2 separate regions of the Homo sapiens genome follow, and region 2 is linked to region 1. Evidence: chromatin loops called from intact Hi-C (ENCODE). Cell type or tissue: heart left ventricle. All regions are shown on one strand. Each heading gives the region's core, and the rest is flanking DNA. Links, peaks and the distances in the headings are about the cores only.

Region 1 (8,377 bases), core at 343-8,342:
AAATTAGACATATGGCAGATCAATAATTGATGTAAATAAGCCTCCATTTTGGAGGAGGAGAAAGAAAAGTAAAAGAGAAATTAGATGATCAAATAACACAAGTGCAACAGGCATGAAAGGAAAATTACACAAACACAAACTGTGACAAAATATGCAGAATTTAATAACATGTATTAGATTTATTCCTACTGTTAAAAAGCAGCAATTACTGATTGTCCATACAGTGAGTATAAAAGCTGGAATGTTGACCATTCCATGTTCAAAAGTTCAAGTTTGTGTCCCTTGGTGATAACTTCCTCTTGGAAATTAAAACAAAGGGAAGTTTATTTTTCATATGGCCCTGGGTGAGGAGATGGCTTCTTAAACCCTTAAGAAGTAAAAGACACTCAAGGAAGACATTTTCTCAGAAGGAGGCAGTTACCTGGATGGCTTTGAGTATTTCATTTCAAGTATTCAAGAAATTAGAAATTATAAACCGTGTTGACAAAAAGATATCAGATGCCACCTCCTTGCACTACATTCTTCCAGGAGAGAGAGAGAGAGAGACCTGAGAGCTCTCTAGCAGCTCACGTTCCAGTTGACAAGATAAGATTTATGGACCTGAAAAATGAACAGTGGTAGTGGCAGTGCCATCACAAGGTATTCAGTGTGGGATATGAAACAGTGCTACCAAGGCTCAGAGCAGGGAGAGGAGATGACCACAAGAAAGGATGATCAGGGCAGAAGAAACGCCTCGATCACGTTTCGCATCAGGGTTTCTGCACCTGCACACTATTGATGTTTTGGGCCAGATAATTCTTGGTCATGGGGGTTCTGTCCTGTGCAGTGTAGGATGTTTAACAGCATCCTTGGCCTGTACCCCTAGATGCCAGTAGCACACCCCACACATACTAGTAATGACAACCAAAGCTGTCTCTAGACACTTCCACGTGTTCCCTGGGGTGCAAAATCGCACCTGGTTGAGAAACCCTGGTCTACACAATAGAAACTGCTTCACCTTTTGAATTACTCATATAATCTAAACAGTTGATTTTTTTCTTTGTATGGACTTGAGTGTGTATTTTCAAACAAACATGGTTTTTTTTGCAGCTTTTATTGAATAAATCACCATGAAAATTGATTGTTTAAACTTGGAAAGAATTTTAGAATAGTTAATATTTCTGTAAATTCCCTTTGGTTTATGGAAATTCACCATTTATTTACCTGACATCCTAACTACAATTTCTGTATTAATAACTGAAGACAGTAATGAAGAGGGTTTGGGGATATATGATCTGAGTAGCCACTGCCTCAACTTACTGGGTGTGTGTCCTCGGGCAAGTTACTTAATCTCACTGTATTTCAGTTCCCTCTCAGGAATAATAGTAATGTTTTCCTTAAGGTTTTAGATTGAGTAAACGAGTTAACATATTGTTATAACTGTGAATTTTATAAATCAAGTATATACTGGTAACTACCGTGTTTGAAATTATTTGATGCAATTTAAGTTATGGACCATAAATGGGCTGGAGGATTCACAGAATTGATTTACAAACGTGGGATGTCAGGCATTCAACAAAGGGAAAGGAGGGTTAAATACTTGTATAAGTCCAAGAAGTCATTATTTCCATGTTTGACATCTTCTAAACGCCACTGTTGCTTCTGCTTCAGTTATAGTGTTGACCAAAAGTAGCCTCGAGGACTCCTGAGGCAGGGGTGACAGCCAGCCATCTTTCTAGGGCTGCAGCCTCACCGCAAATCCCAGGTAGGGGAATGGGGCTTCCTGTATGGAGACTTGGGATGGGCAGGGAGAGAATCTTGACTAGACATCCTTACTTGTAGCAAAATAATGACTTCTTGTTTCAGTTATTAATTGCTACCTAATCAGCACCACAAAACATAGTGATTTAAAACAACCGTTTTATTTTGCTCACAATTTTGTTGATCAGGAATTCCAAAATTCCAAAATTCCAAAAGTCAAAAAAAAAAAAAAAAAGAACTTGGCTGAGAAGTTTGTTTATGATTGTGTTGGCATCAGATGAGGCTGCTTGGACTGGAGGTTCCATATTCAAGGTGGTTGATCCACTCACAGGGACTGCATGCCATTGCTCCTTGGTATCTGTCTCTGTCTCCTTTCTCTCTCTCTCTCTCTTTCTCTCTCTCTCTCTCTTTCCTGCTTCTACATCCTCCTTTCTTCTCCATTTGTCATTTTGCCCACCATGTCATCTCTTTATTCTCTCCTAACATGGTGGTCTCTGGATGGCTGAACTTCTTACATGGCACCTGCCTTCAAGAGACTGGAAATGAAGCTTCCAGGCCAGTTAAGGCCATGCCTGGAACTGGCAAAGGAGCTCTTCGGTCATATTTTATTGGTCAAAGGAGTTAGGCTTTCCAGAATCCAAGGTGGTAGAGAAATAGACTCCAGTTGTGGATGGATGACCAGCAGGTTGCATGCAGGAGAGCCTGTGGGGGACATGCTGCTGGGACCATCCGCGAAGTGCAAAATCTGCCGCATCCAGAACTTGTTTAAACTCTGGGTTTTGTGACTCCACTTCTCATTGATTCTGACTCCAGTGGCCAAGAACGACCATTTTTAGCAAACATCTAAATGTGATTCTGAAGCAGGTAGTCTAGAGTCAATAGCAGTGATCTCAAGAGACGGATGGAAAGAAAATGGGAAATTCTGTTTCTAGAATGTTTATACCACAGCAATGTAAAATGTACTAATATTAAAATGTAAGTTGATGCTGGTGCCTCACTTGCTCAATATGTCAAGCTCTGACACATGCCAAAGTGAGTTTCTAAGGCATCCTGAGGGAATCAGGGAAATATTGGAAGGGTTTTGACTTACAAGTTCCAGTAAAGTGCATTTTTGTGTTATGTTATTTAACATGGGAGAGTATTTATAATGTTTTGAAATGAGGTGGGAAAGAACCATTATTTTCTGTTTTATAGGGAGGGTCTCTGGATACCTAGTGGCAACATATTTAAAGAGCTGTCATTAATTTAAGATATTGAAAAATTGTGAAGCTTAACGTCAATGGATGTGTATGTATATACACATATATCAATGTTTCTGTATATCTAGCGCTATCATCTCTATGTACCTATTTCTCCTTTTTTAAGATATAAGGGATCTAAATTTGCTGAACTTCCTGTTATTTTTAATAGTATGATGAATAGTAGGTACCTGTAGAAAAGAAATTGTCTTGTTTCACAATTAATGAGACCGTAATTGCTTTCCAAAAGAAACTCATGCAATATAGCAGCACAATACTCAACTGCAAAAATATTGAACCAATCCAAATGCCCATCAGTCAACAAGTAGATAAAGAAAATGTAGTGTATATATATGTATATCATAAAAATGAATGAAATAATGGCATTTACAGCAAGCTGCATGGACCTGGAAACCATTATTCTAAGTGAAGTAACTCAGGAATGGAAAACCAAACATCATATGTTCTCACTCATAATGGGAGTGCTTAACTATAATTATTCAAAGGCATAAGAACGATACAATGGACTTTGAGGACTAAGAGGAAAGGGTGGGAGGGGGTGAGGGATAAAAGACTACACATTGGGTACAGTGTAGCCTGCTTGGGTGATAGGTGCCCCCAAAATCTCAGAAATCACCACGAAAAAACTTATTCATATAACCAAACACCACCTGTTTCCAAAAAACCTATTGAAATAAAAAAATTAAAAGTAATTTTTAAATCAGATACCTCAGAAGATTTCTGTCCTTATGTGAATTGGTTGTTAATGATGATGCTCAACAATCACTATAATAACAATCTTACCTGATTTTTAAATATATAAATTTAGAAAATTCACTTTTGAAATGTCTTATGTGTACTTTTAACCCTTTTTTAAAACTCCCAAAAGGGAAGTTTCAGTGGACTTTAAGCTCATTTTTTAATCTTTCTGATAAATTTTTGAGCACAAGATATTGACATCAGTGAAGATGAAAATGTGCTTGGCAAATTTCAACAAAAAACATTGTCTAATTGGCAGATGAAGTTGAAAAAGTAGTATATCAAAATTTATTAAAAACAGCCAATGATGTAATTGGATTTTTTTTTTTTTATTTTTGAGACAGTCTTGCTCTGTCACCCAGGCTGGAATGCAGTGGCGCAATCTCGTCTCACTGTAACCTCCACCTCCTGGGTTCAAGTGATTCTCCTGCCTCAGCCTCCTGAATTGCTGGGACTACCGGCACGTGCCACCACGCCTGGCTAATTTTTTGTATTTTTTGTAGAGACGGGGTTTCACCGTGTCAGCCAGGATGTTCTCAATCTCCTGACCTCGCGATCTGCCTCAGCCTCCCAAGAAATTGGATTTATATATCTGTTTGAGTTGTCCACTTCAGTTATAGAAGTTTTTAAACTAAAAATTAATATAAATTGAATGTAGAAAACAGAATTTTAATTCATTCTATCATAAATTATTGCACTAAGTTTAAAAAGTTTTGTTAAATCAGACTATAACATAATATTTACTTTATAATATCAATCATTTTATCTTGATGTCATTATTTTCAGATGTGTATACTGTATTTAAAATATACTTATATACATGCACAGCTGTATGTGTTTATAATATATAAATGAAGACATATACACTGATTGGAAGTAAATGCCAGATCTCATTGATGAGGATGTGGGAGAAAAACATTTGTGAAAATACTGTTAGAGTCCTATTCAACATGTTTCGTGAGCAACACAGGTCTCTAATAGGCTTAAACCATCAATGGCAATGTCACTACGCTAGGATTCACTTTCTGACAAAAGAAGCATTTAATTTAAAAATCATTTTGGGAGAAAAAATACTTTTGTTTTTGTTTGAAGGATGAGGTAAAAATGCTTTCCTTTTTTTTGTGTGTCCTCATTTCTACTTCTTTCAAATATCAACATGATATGAATGAGATATAGTTTACAACTTGTACATTAGCTACTGTGGGCTTAATCTTACCAAGACTACATTTTGGTTCCAGCCACTTCATTATGCAACCATTTTTTGGTAAATTTATTTTTATTTTAATGTTGGAGAAAAGACTTATTCTTAGCATTGCCCTAATTTTAGAAAATGAATTTCATTCATGAGAGTGTTCTTGGCTAGAAATATAAACACTGTAGAGAACAGTTTCACATTTATTTTCTCCTGTTTTATCATCTTCGAAAGAAAGTGAACTCCTGCTGGCTATTTTCTCTTGCCCCTCCCAGCGTCTGTTTCTGCCTCTGTACTGGGAAGCTTCTATGACTGCTGTCATGCCCCTGTGCCCTCTCGCGGCCAGCTGGATAGGGCCATGGAAAAGGTCCTTGGAAGGCCTGTGGGAGAAAGGGGAGGGAAGTCCGAGCTGCGATTCCCACCACTGGCTGCCACTGGGTTACCTGGGACTGGCTGTGGCCCTGGCCTCACACCGCAGCAGCCACACCCACCTGGCTCTCCCTTTATGACCCTTTATCCCCCAGCATTCCTTTGGGCCCCTTAGTAGCCACTGGGAACTCTTGTGTTTGCCTCTTCCACACCTGTGTCTTTGTTGATAGTTGTCTTGTCAAGCCTTCTTCAAATTATCTTATGTGATGGTGTCACGTAATTCCTATAGAACCCTTGATTCATAAAGTATCCTAAAACATATTTTAATATTTTCCCAGTTTTGTGAAGTGCTTTTAATTCTATTTTAGATATGTCATGTGTCTCTTTTACATTTATCTTATACATTTGCTTGCTTATCCTCTTAATCCATAAGTGTTTTTGAAGACAGCAATATTCAGAATCTACTATTCTGGTATTCAGAATATTCAGAATATCTGGAAGGATATTCAGAATCTATTGAGTTTGGTTGAACATGATGACATTTTATTTTTTAAAAATTAGGGCTTGAGGGAAATAATTTTTAAGTTACTTTGCCATAATTGGCTAGAGCAAGACTTTGCAAACATTTTCTGTACAGGGCCAGATAGTAAATGCAGAGACTTTGCAGGCCACGTGATCTCTGGTATGGCTCATCAACTCTGCCATGATGGTACAAAGCCGGCTATAGACAATAAGTATATGAATATGGATGGCTGAGTTTTAATAAAACTTTATTTATAATAATAGGTGGTAGGCCTGATTTGGCCTGCTGACTATAGTTTGCCAAGTCCTGTACTAGGGTAACATAACATTAGAAAATTGATATAATTTATTTCAGAAGAATATAATTTTTAAAGGTTTATAAATTATAAATTCTTGCAATGGATAAGATTAAAATATTTTTGACATTTAAATTATTATTTAAATCATATTTAGGGAAAAGTTTTAGTTACGTTCCTCTAAAAATAATTGCAATGTACAAAGAAATACTCAGCTTTAGGAATTATGTATATATGAAAGGATGTAGTGTCTATTCTGCTTAAACTGAATAATATCTATTGTATTATGTGATGTCTAAAAATAGAATTTGATACTTTTGCTGACACCAAAGTTACTTAACAGATATTCAATTAACCCTAGCTGATGATGTTAATATAGATGGCATTTTTCGGATCATGCTGCTGCCTGGGTTAATATAAAGATGAATGTCTGTATCCATCGTACACATGTGTGCATGTACTTGTGCTCAAGTGCACACTTGCCTATGTCTCTGGAGGAAGTGCAGGTGGACGGGGGAGGGTTAGTGGCTAATTGACCCATTCGCTTCTGGTCCTCTGCATTCCTGGCCACCCCAGGAGTGTATGTTATCTCCCTCAATGCATTGGGTACATGTAGGAAAACAGTGACGGACAGCATTTGCTTATGATTGTTTTGCCTGCAACTAAAAAAGGAAATGTGTTCAAAGATTGAAGAGTCCAAAGCCAGTTCTGGTCCAAGGTGCAGAAGGAGCCCGGCCCAAGGCCAAGATCTCAGGGGACTCTCAGCTATCTTATCACTCAGTGTTTCTTATTCTCTGCTGATGGGCTTTACTTTGGGTATTTGCCAAGATGAATTTGCCATTTTTCAGTCTTTATATACTTAATTATAAAAATTCACGTGTGTGTGTGTGTGTGTATGTGTGTATAAGTGTGTGTAAGGGAGAGAGAGATTATGAAAATATGAATGAATGATTGAATAAAAACATATGAATAAGGAACATATTATTTGGACTGGAGGAGTGAGTTAACTGTCCAGCCCTGGTCAGTCAGCTCTTGAAGGGGTAGTTTCCTGGCAGTGAGGTGGTGAGCCAAGGAGAGGACCACATTTCTCTGCATGCAAATATCCGTTGCCCAAAGCATTACATGGGAAGTCAAACTCAATCAGCAAACAATGATTGCTGAACCTTATTAATATGGTCCGGGAGATAGAAAAAAGAGTACGGAGGGGTGTCAGAGTCTGGGGGAAAAAATCAATGGTAGGAAAAAAGTTCATATAATATAAATTTTAAAAATTAGCTTATTAAAACATTGCAATTACTTGAAAATTTGCCTTTATGTTGTTAAAATCAGTTAAAAGTAACCCAACTATATATAATACACATGGCATATTATCAAATAGAGGCTCATAAGAAGTCTCCCGGGTGTTTCTTTTTATTATAATGTTAAAGATGGAATCGTTACACCTTATCTTAGCAAGTATATTTAGTCAATATGGTGGAACGAACTCCTAGCATTCTGCAGCGTTATACAAAGATATAAATATCACTTAGTGCAGTTTGCCTCAGTTTTTCAGGAAGCATCCTTTTAAAAAAAAGTTTTATGGATATATTATAGTTGTACCTATGTATGGAACACATGCAGTATTTTGATACAAGCATATACAATATATAATGATCAAATCTGGCTAATTGGGGTATGCATCACCTCAACCATTTATCATTACTTTGTGTCAGAAACATTATAAATCTATTTTTCTGCGTATTTTGAAATAGACAATAAATTATTATTAAGACAGTATTCCTTTTGCTCCCCATGAAGCAGCCATCACCAGAACATTTGGGTCAAGGTCATTATAGGAGGTCACCCTCATGGCTTGAAAAGGGCTTTTCATCTCCTTGAGAGTGTGTTCTCCATCCTATGCTCCTGAGATCAGTCCTTGAAGCTTCAAAAGGCACCTTTGCCTGCCTGTGGAGGAATGATTGGCAGGGAGATAGATCAAGCATCTAGAAACAGATGTTGTGGGAACTTGTGAGCTGGTGTTTAAGTCTGGCTTGGAGAAGAACCAAGCCTGGCTAGTTCTGAGTCTTTTGACTGATAGTTTTAATGGGGCAAGTATAGTTTGTGTTAAACAATGTGTTTAATTTGTATGTTAGTATGTTGAGAGACTAAAGAGTTTCTTGTCAATCCCATGTTTCTTTGGGGAGGAAGGGCTCTAGGCATTTTTGTTCTTTCAAACTGACTCAAAGGCCACTGTCTTGGCGGGTTCACGGCCCAGTGATTGA
Region 2 (8,377 bases), core at 223-8,222, 210 kb before region 1:
GCTACCATCCCTTTGGGAAAATATCCAGGAAATCAAAGAATGGAACAAAATCTGTTGACCCCTGACACTTTTCTTCTTGTCTTTGCTTTCCTTTCCTTCTTCCTTCTCCGTCACTCTGTCCTTCCCCCAATTAGAACCCTTTGGGAAAGGGTATTTAGTTGTAGAGTGGCCCCTGTTTTCTCAGGCATCTTGTCTCTGGTGGATTTCAAAGGCTTGCTCCTCTCCTTGAAGTTGAGGACTGCAGTGCTAAAGGCCTCCCACTATGACTGCGCTCTCTGGTTTCTCTGCGAGCCTGCCAAGTACCAAGTGACAAGCTCAGCACATGTTTCCTTGGGCAGGACTAGGCTGGCTGACACTTGAGGAAGCCCATGCAACTCTGTAAGCTCAAGACACAGGATGTTTAGAGATACCCACAGCTGAAAGCGACTCCAGGCCAGCTCTCTGCTATCTCTGGCCTAAGTTTTTGCTGGGATACTGTCAGTCTTGTCATGAATGTCTCAGCTACTTCAAATCACATGTGCTTAAAGTATGGTTGGCTCAGCCTGGCATTCTCACCCTGGGCCAAATGGTGCCTCTGATATTCATATATATCTGTGGATAATTCCTTAAATATATAGGGAACTTCATCATGTTGCAAATAGTTGGCTGCTTCTGCTTTTATTTAAATTCCAACTATGCGTGTTACACCCATCCTCTGTCTTAACTGCTACAGAGAAATAAACCCTACCCTCAAGGAGAAATAACCATGCTGAACACAGGAATGTGTTGTGTTTCCTCAGTTCTTAACCTGGATCTTTCAGTGACTTCCTCAATATTGTTGTTTTTTATTTAAAAAAATATTTAGGGACAAAGAGTAAGAGCCAATTCAGAATGCTCATGATTAAATATTTGTCCATTTAGGTTTCTGTGGTAGCCTTCATCAGTTTGAATATAGTCTCTAGGCCACAAAAAAATATAGATACCTCAATTCCATCTTATGCTTAGTAATTACAGTAGAACAATCTAGAAACTGAGCAAGTTATGTTTTCTACGGGTGGATGAATGGAAAGTTTTGGGTTTTCCATTTTGTAACAGGAAAATGAGTAGCTGCACCTATGGGAAAACCCAATTGGTGGCACATTAGCCAACCAAGACCTGTGTTTTTGTCATGTAACAGCTATGTGTCCTGAGTCCTTGGGTGCTCTTGGGGTGACGATTGGAACCCAGGCTTTTTTCTCTTTTGCTCAGTCATCTTTGGCGAGTAGTTTTTGTCTTCATGTCAGTACTTAAAGGGTGTAAACAGCTGCTGCCCCTGCAGCCCAGAGCCCGGATTCCAGCAGGAGGAGGGAAGGGAGCTGGTCGTTCCTTCTCTTGAGTAGGGGAAGGGATATGGCTAACATCAGCATCTACTTCATGTTTCTGAACTCCTCCATTGCTGACATTGCTTTTGGATGCTTTCCTTTGCCCACTTAATGCTCTTTCTGTATTCTCTACATAGGAAAAAACTCAGAAGGATGTGTGTGTATGTTTTTATATGTATACTTAATACAGTATTTCATGCACACACACAAATACACACACACGTAGACACATATGTATATGTTGACACTTATCTTTAGAGTAAAGGTAATTCATTGGCAATTTAGTTTCTCTTATCTCAGCCTTCTACATTTTAAGAATGCAAGTAAGCATAGACTTTAGTTTTCTGTGTTATAGGAAATTTCAAATAGAGGTCAGAGATTAAATTGTGTTAGCAACCATTTTGACACAATTGCATGAAACTGCTGTGGTGTTTTGTTATCCAAGTATATTTTAATTGGATAAAAGCCATTTTATTCAGAATATTGTTGATTCTTCCCATAGTCTTTGTATTAAATCATCATAAATATCAAGAAAATCAGTGTAAGAAATTCTAGCCTCACACAGGGACCATTATATTAGTATCTAGATTTTTTTCATAAAGGCAGGGATGGTTAATTCTTCCACTAGGATATTAACTTAGCTTGATATTTAATTAACAGTTTAACTTCTGAAGATATTGATGAAAGATTCTCATACAGTCAACGCCAGATTAGAAGAGGTGTGTTGGCAAGCTCCAGGAAGGCAGGGAAAGCCTCAGGAGGGAGCAAGTGTGCTTGGAATTGTAGCATAAACATATTCCTCTCCTAAAACACATATAATGTGGACCGCAGCCAGGCACAGACCACAACCTGAAACTCTGCATGTGGGGTTGCCAGAATTAGCAAATTTTTCAGTATAAGTATACCCTATATACTGCATGTGATATAGTTATATTAAGATGTTATTCATAATTTATCTTAAATGCAAATTGAACTGGGTGTCCTGTATTTTATCCAGTGCCCTATCCTCAGCAAACCTCAGTGTGGGCCATTGTGTGACATCAGCATGGATCAGCTCAGTGGGTTCCCTGAGGATGGAGTGGGATGATGTCTGGATCAGTTAGGAGAAAATGAGTGTCTTGCTGGTACTACAAGACGCACTTTCATTACAAATGCACATGTCAAAAGCTAACATGATGAAAACCGTTGGAAGGTTTGCTGTTTTGCCAGATATTTCTTAACATGTGTCTTATGAGCAGAAGCTCTCTTGTCATTTGGAAAGAATATCACTTCAGAGGCCCCATGGGGATGACATCCGCCCCACCATCAGGATCAATATGTAGTGAATTTATGAAGGAGCAAGTTCAAGCCATGCGCTGCATTTAATAATGCATTATAATAACATAAAATGAGCTGAGGATTAATCAAAACTTTATAAACTGGTGCTAAATTGACTTAGTAATTTACATCTGGCTCTGTGTGGTTGGCCCATTGACAATAACTTATCTCCAAAAAGTTGCATAGCCATTTCTTCTTAATTGCATATGTTGCGCTGTAGGGTGATATAGAAGATATTAAAATATGAGTAACAGATGGATACTGGCTAATGGAGCTTCAGATCTCATATATTTTCTTATTGTTTTCTATTTATTTATGAACCTATTGCTGTAAAATAAAACCTTTTTTTTTTCAGGGCAGAACCAGCTTCAGACTTTTTTCCCCAAGCCTTCTTATTTCGGTTTCTTCTTGCTATATTACTCTATGATGGAAGCACTTCTGTGCTCTGTGCTCCATGTGATGTTTGGTTTTTGTTATTAGTGGATGAAAGTTAATGATACACAACCAGACTGGGACACTTTGAAGGTAACAGCAATATCTGTGTATAGATGGGGTTGTGGTTTTGTTATTTATCTGCTATTGCTGTAGTATCCTTTGTCTTGAGCGATAAAAGAGAAGTAAAATACTAAAGAACTGAACTGTCCATTTCTGGACCATGAGTAAAGATGCTGCCTGTCAAACTTCCTGTTCATACATTAGTTTATTTATAGAGTGTACTCTCTATGTAAGGTATTGACTGATAATGTTACTTTGACTTCAGATAGCTTGCAGTTTAATGGAGGAAGAAGACAAACATGCAAATAACTAGGTCAATGAGGCATCCTTTGTGTTCCATTGGAAGCTAGGCTGCTTTGTAACCTTGTTAATTTCTGTGGTTTTGGAGTGCATTCATTAGCAAATACACCCCTTGTTCTTATCCATTCTCTGCTTTTTTCTTTATTTGGCATTTGATGACATTTTTTCATGTGGGGAAATTGAGTCAGGTGAGGTGGAAAGAAAATAAGGACACGACACTAAATTCTTTGATGTTTTTCCTTAAAAAATTGTTTTTCAAGTGCTCCATAAAGGTTTGTGAAGTTTTAAGAGCATAGGACTTGGATTATTGTGAAGAGTGTCTCTAGGGGCCAGTTAACCATTTCAGGACTCTCTTCTCTCATCTCCCTTGTTCCACCAGGTGGCACCACAAAAGCACAAGCCTCCTTCTCATGGAAGGTAGGAGGAGGACCTTTCGCTGCCTATGTTTACATCCACTGCTTTGCGTTTACACACATAGTTGCGGCATTGTCATAATTGCAGCATTCATACATTTTCATTACGTTCCTTATAGCTTGCCATAACTAATATATCTGTTTGATAGAGTGAATTCTGTAATTGTTAATCATATACACAGAACATGTCAAATAAATACAGACGAAAACACAGGCTAACAATTCCACACCTAACCCAGCCCAAATCATGCTAAACATGCCATATATATTCACAGTTTAAGTTTGATTCCAGGTATGCAGTCTTGAGTCATAATGGCCCCAGGCATGACAAGGTTACTGGGTCATAGTTGGTTATCGTAGTACTTAGACAACGTGCTCATGGGAAACAAACGACTCCAGGGTGTGTGCCGCCGATTTGCAATATGAGGCTGATCTACTGTTCCCACTGTTTTATTCCCTGCTGCTATATCTCGGCTGGGAAATGTACGCTGTGGACCCCGCATCTTCATAATGATGGTCCCTCAATGATCAACCACCTTCCACGTAGCATCCATACAGTAGTCTGAGCAAGCTGAAGGATAACAAGCTTAAATTTATCTTTTAAAAATGTCAGAACTTCCAGAAATTTGTATTAAAATTTCTAAATTGTATTTCTGAACCGAAATAAAGTATTACAAAGTTTGTAATTATCTCCAAAGAATTCGATGGATGGTGAATGAAAGTCCTTTTCCCCTCGTGGTGACATTGCTGTATTTAGACACCTCAGATTATGATAATGATATACTTCCAAATATATTATCATAAATGTGGTGCCTGGCCCCAGGATGGTTATGACAGAGGAGTAGTGCCTCCTGGGGCCATATGGCCCAAACAGAGGAGGTGTGGCTCTGCATCAGTTAGTTTTCATATCAAAGGTAAGCTCCAGGTTGGGCCCATGGCCATCTTTAAGAACTGACTAGCCCAGGGAGGGGCAGTCTCTTCCCAGCCAGAAGGCTTTTTTAAACTATCAAAACATCGTAGTATACAGAAAATTTAAAAATATTTACAATATACCCACTTACATACAGGATCAGATAGACTGTTAGGGTTAACTTGGGATGGTGTCTTGGCATACATCTCTGTATACAGCTTTGCCTGTGTCATGTCCCCAAGGAGTTGCACATAATTTACTAAGTTAGAAAATAATAGAATGAATCTTCCTCTAAGCAGTAGCCAAGAGTCAAACGACAGACCAAAAGAGGGACTAACGGGAAATGTGCAGTTTTAGGAAGAAATTAATGAAGGCAAATCAACCTAGTGGTTAACAGCAATAGCTTCATGGCTGAGCCACTGTTCCATCACTTACTTGCTGTGTGACCTTGAGGAAGATATTGACATCCCTGTGTCTCTTTTTCCTCATCTGTAAAATGAGGACAATGATAATACTTCCACATAGGGTTTTTTGAAGATTAACTGTCACCATCTGGGACGTGCTTAGATGCCTGGTATCTTGAAGTGCAGGCTAAGTATTTGCAAACACAGTCTTTATCAAGTGCCTGCGCCAGAGTATGCCGTGCCACTCGACGTCAAGTCTCACATATTGTGAGGTGTACCCAATTATTGAGATGTCCTGGAAAACAAATATCTGAAGCTCTGGCTAGTTTCTCCATTATCGGCACTATAGCCGTCTCTATCCCCAGTCCATTGTGTCTGAACCGTATGGACTGTATATTTGAAAATATCTTAGAAAAGCAGCAGTCATAAAATGTCAGGGCTTTTTTAAAAATAAAAAGATACTTGTGCATACATTTTGCAGCAAGATGAACAATGGTGATGCTTTTCCTGAGAAACCAGTGATGCTGACTATATAGAGGCTGGTTACTCTTGGGAGCTCATCATTGATCATCAGCTGATTATCTCCTTAGCTTTGTGGCTTCACTAGCTCCCAAGTGTTTCTGAGAGAAATACCATGTCCCTATAAGTATCTAATGTGCTCAACTAAAGGGGAGAGAAAAATGCTACCATGTGATACTCTCTTTAATAAGGCATTGCATTTGTAAGACTGTACCAGATTAACTAGTTTAAAAGACAAATATTGAATTCATATGCAAGGCTATTTCAAGGCCTGTTCTCTCTATGCATATTAAAACACAAATGAATGGTGATTATCTCAAATGCTCCACTCGGAGCTTTGTCACTCCTGGTAGCTGGTAGCAGGTTGTGTGTGTGGTTTTATGGGCTTTAAAAAGATCCTCATAGACTTATCTGTAAATTGTGGAAATGTATATCTAAAAATTCTGTAGAAGTGAAAAATCGAGGCAGTCCCTTTGGAGACCCAGCCTTCCTCAGGTAATTGAATACTCCAGGATGGTCATTTTTTTCTTGACTACTTGGCAGGCAGGCTGGTGACCGAGCAGACAGAGTTTATACCTTAAGTTCCAACAACTCTGAATTTCAAATTTTGACCCTGCCACATCCCAGCTGGGTTGAATTAGACATATTTTCTGATCTGAAAAAAACATGGTAATATTTCTTTTGGCTATATTCACTGTAATTCTAATGTTAGTGATAGCTGCTTCATTACAGTTCAGTGGCCTCTGTGGACTGTCTAGGTGGAAGTTTCTAGTGCTTCCTTATAAAATAAACTTCTATTAGTATATTACACTTAAGCTTCATCTGAAATGCATTTTAACAGATTATACAATTATACATTCTTCATTAGTTGACATTATTCCAATGTTCACTTAAGAAATATTGAGGCTGGGCATGGTGGCTCTTGCCTATAATCCCAGCACTTTGGGAGGCCGAGGTGGACAGATCATCTGAGGTCAGGAGTTTGAGACCAGTCTGGCCAACATGGTGAAACCCCATCTCTACTAAAAACACAAAAGTTAGCCGGGTGCGGTGGCACACGCTTGTAATTCCAGACACTTGAGAGGCTGAGGCAGGAGAACTGCTTGAACCCAGGAGGCAGAGGTTACAGTGAGCCGAGATCATGCCACTGCACTCCATCCTGGGTGACAGACAGTGAGATTCCTCTCAAAATAATAGTAATAATAATGAAATAAAAGAAATATTGAGTTCCCACTATGTACCCAGCATGCTGGGGATACAACAGTGACAAAAATCTGGGTCCTCATGAAGTTTCCATTCTAGTGTGTGTGGATGGGAGAGGGGAGCAGAGGGGTAATGAGTAAACCAATGAGTATTCAGTCGATCAGGTAAAAACAAATACTATGAAGAAAAATTAAGCAGGCTGAATTAAGAGTTTAAGTAAATAAGAGGGACAAATTGCTAAACTGGAAGAATTAAGGATAAACTACAAATAGTCTGATTTATTATTTACCCATTACTGTCTACTTTCAAATGTAAAGAAAATGGGTTTGCTCTGTCAAGAACTAGTGGGAGCCGGAGGCCCCGCCAGTTTTCTCTTCATCCTCCTGTGGACGCATCCTGCTGAGTGTACGCTTGTCTCACTATAGTCTTGTTGAGGGGCTGGTTATTCAATGATGTAAACTCCCTTACAGTGGGGCTCAGTCTTGTTCCTTCATATTCGAGGGCTTGCTACAGGGCCTGGCACTAGTAGGGATTCAATAAATATATATTTAATGATGGAGCACAGATTCTATTTCTAAACATGGTCCTTGTGCAAACAGAGAACCAAGCTGTCTTGCTTGGGTGGGTAAAAGCTAAGGGCAAGAGAACTCCTGTAACAATCAGCTTCTCCCCTCCAGTTTCAACTCATTTACTTGCTTGCTTTCCCTTGAGTGGGCTTCACGGTAGCTCTTGAATTTGCTCTTGTGTGACGTTGTTATTCAGAAACTCCTATTGTGGACACAGCCTGCCTGCTGACTCCTAGTATTGGTGGTTTAATCACTGCCTGGGTAATTACTCACAGGGACGCCAGGTATCCCTGAAGATATCGAAGTCCTATGGCTTAGAAGGAACACAGATTTTTGTTTTACCTAAAATAATGGCAGCCTCAAAGGGGAAAGAAAAATAGAATTTAAACACTTTGGAATATCCTACAATTACTTTGGTTTTGAAGTTGGTTTGTGCACATAGGTACAAATATTCTTTTACTGAAATTTCTAGTTGTAATTTCAGAATAAATATTTTAATATATATGGACAGTTAAAAATTTTTAAAAGAAATATGTCAAAGGTTGCATTTGTTATTTCTTAGGAAGAACCTTGAACACTTGAACCAGATACTTTGGAAAGCATAATTTTTTGTACGTGATTTGATGCCACTGATATATGCTAGTCTAAAGCACAAAATACTTGTTTTGGAAACATCTCTTGCCTAATATCTAAATTTAACCCATGGTATTTATTATTCACTGACTGAAAACAGGAACACGTTATACAATCTGTGTTTTTTCATCTAAAAGATGGCAACAATGATTTTGCACAGAATTAAAAAATTAGGAGGATAAGGGACATTGTGGAAATTCTAAAGTGCTGTACAAATGTTAGTTTGGTTCAGGGGGGCATTGAAGGGGGGGATTTGGCAGAAGCTGACTCATCCATG

What was found. A loop is a pair of places that touch in the nucleus more often than their neighbours do. Peaks named below come from ENCODE experiments on the same cell type or tissue, not always from the same donor. Only the 100,000 strongest peaks of a DNase experiment are listed, where the experiment ranks them.
Region 2: it touches region 1 in a loop (2.0-fold over the local background); 2 of 110 quality-filtered maps call a loop at or near these places.

Annotation. Positions count from the first base shown.
Region 1 is chr5:9,285,360-9,293,736 of GRCh38, reverse strand. All of the region lies in intron 5 of SEMA5A (semaphorin 5A), which reads left to right. Among named protein-coding and RNA genes, the nearest start is that of SEMA5A-AS1, 220 kb to the left of the region's middle. In heart left ventricle, for the core only: a CTCF peak has its summit at 5,270 (motif pointing left); a DNase peak (open chromatin) is centred at 5,276; H3K27ac peaks cover 940 bases.
Region 2 is chr5:9,494,570-9,502,946 of GRCh38, reverse strand. The region is part of intron 1 of SEMA5A (semaphorin 5A); the gene reads left to right. Among named protein-coding and RNA genes, the nearest start is that of SEMA5A-AS1, 13 kb to the left of the region's middle. In heart left ventricle, for the core only: a CTCF peak has its summit at 3,821 (motif pointing right); no DNase peak of the experiment used is centred there; H3K27ac peaks cover 1,843 bases.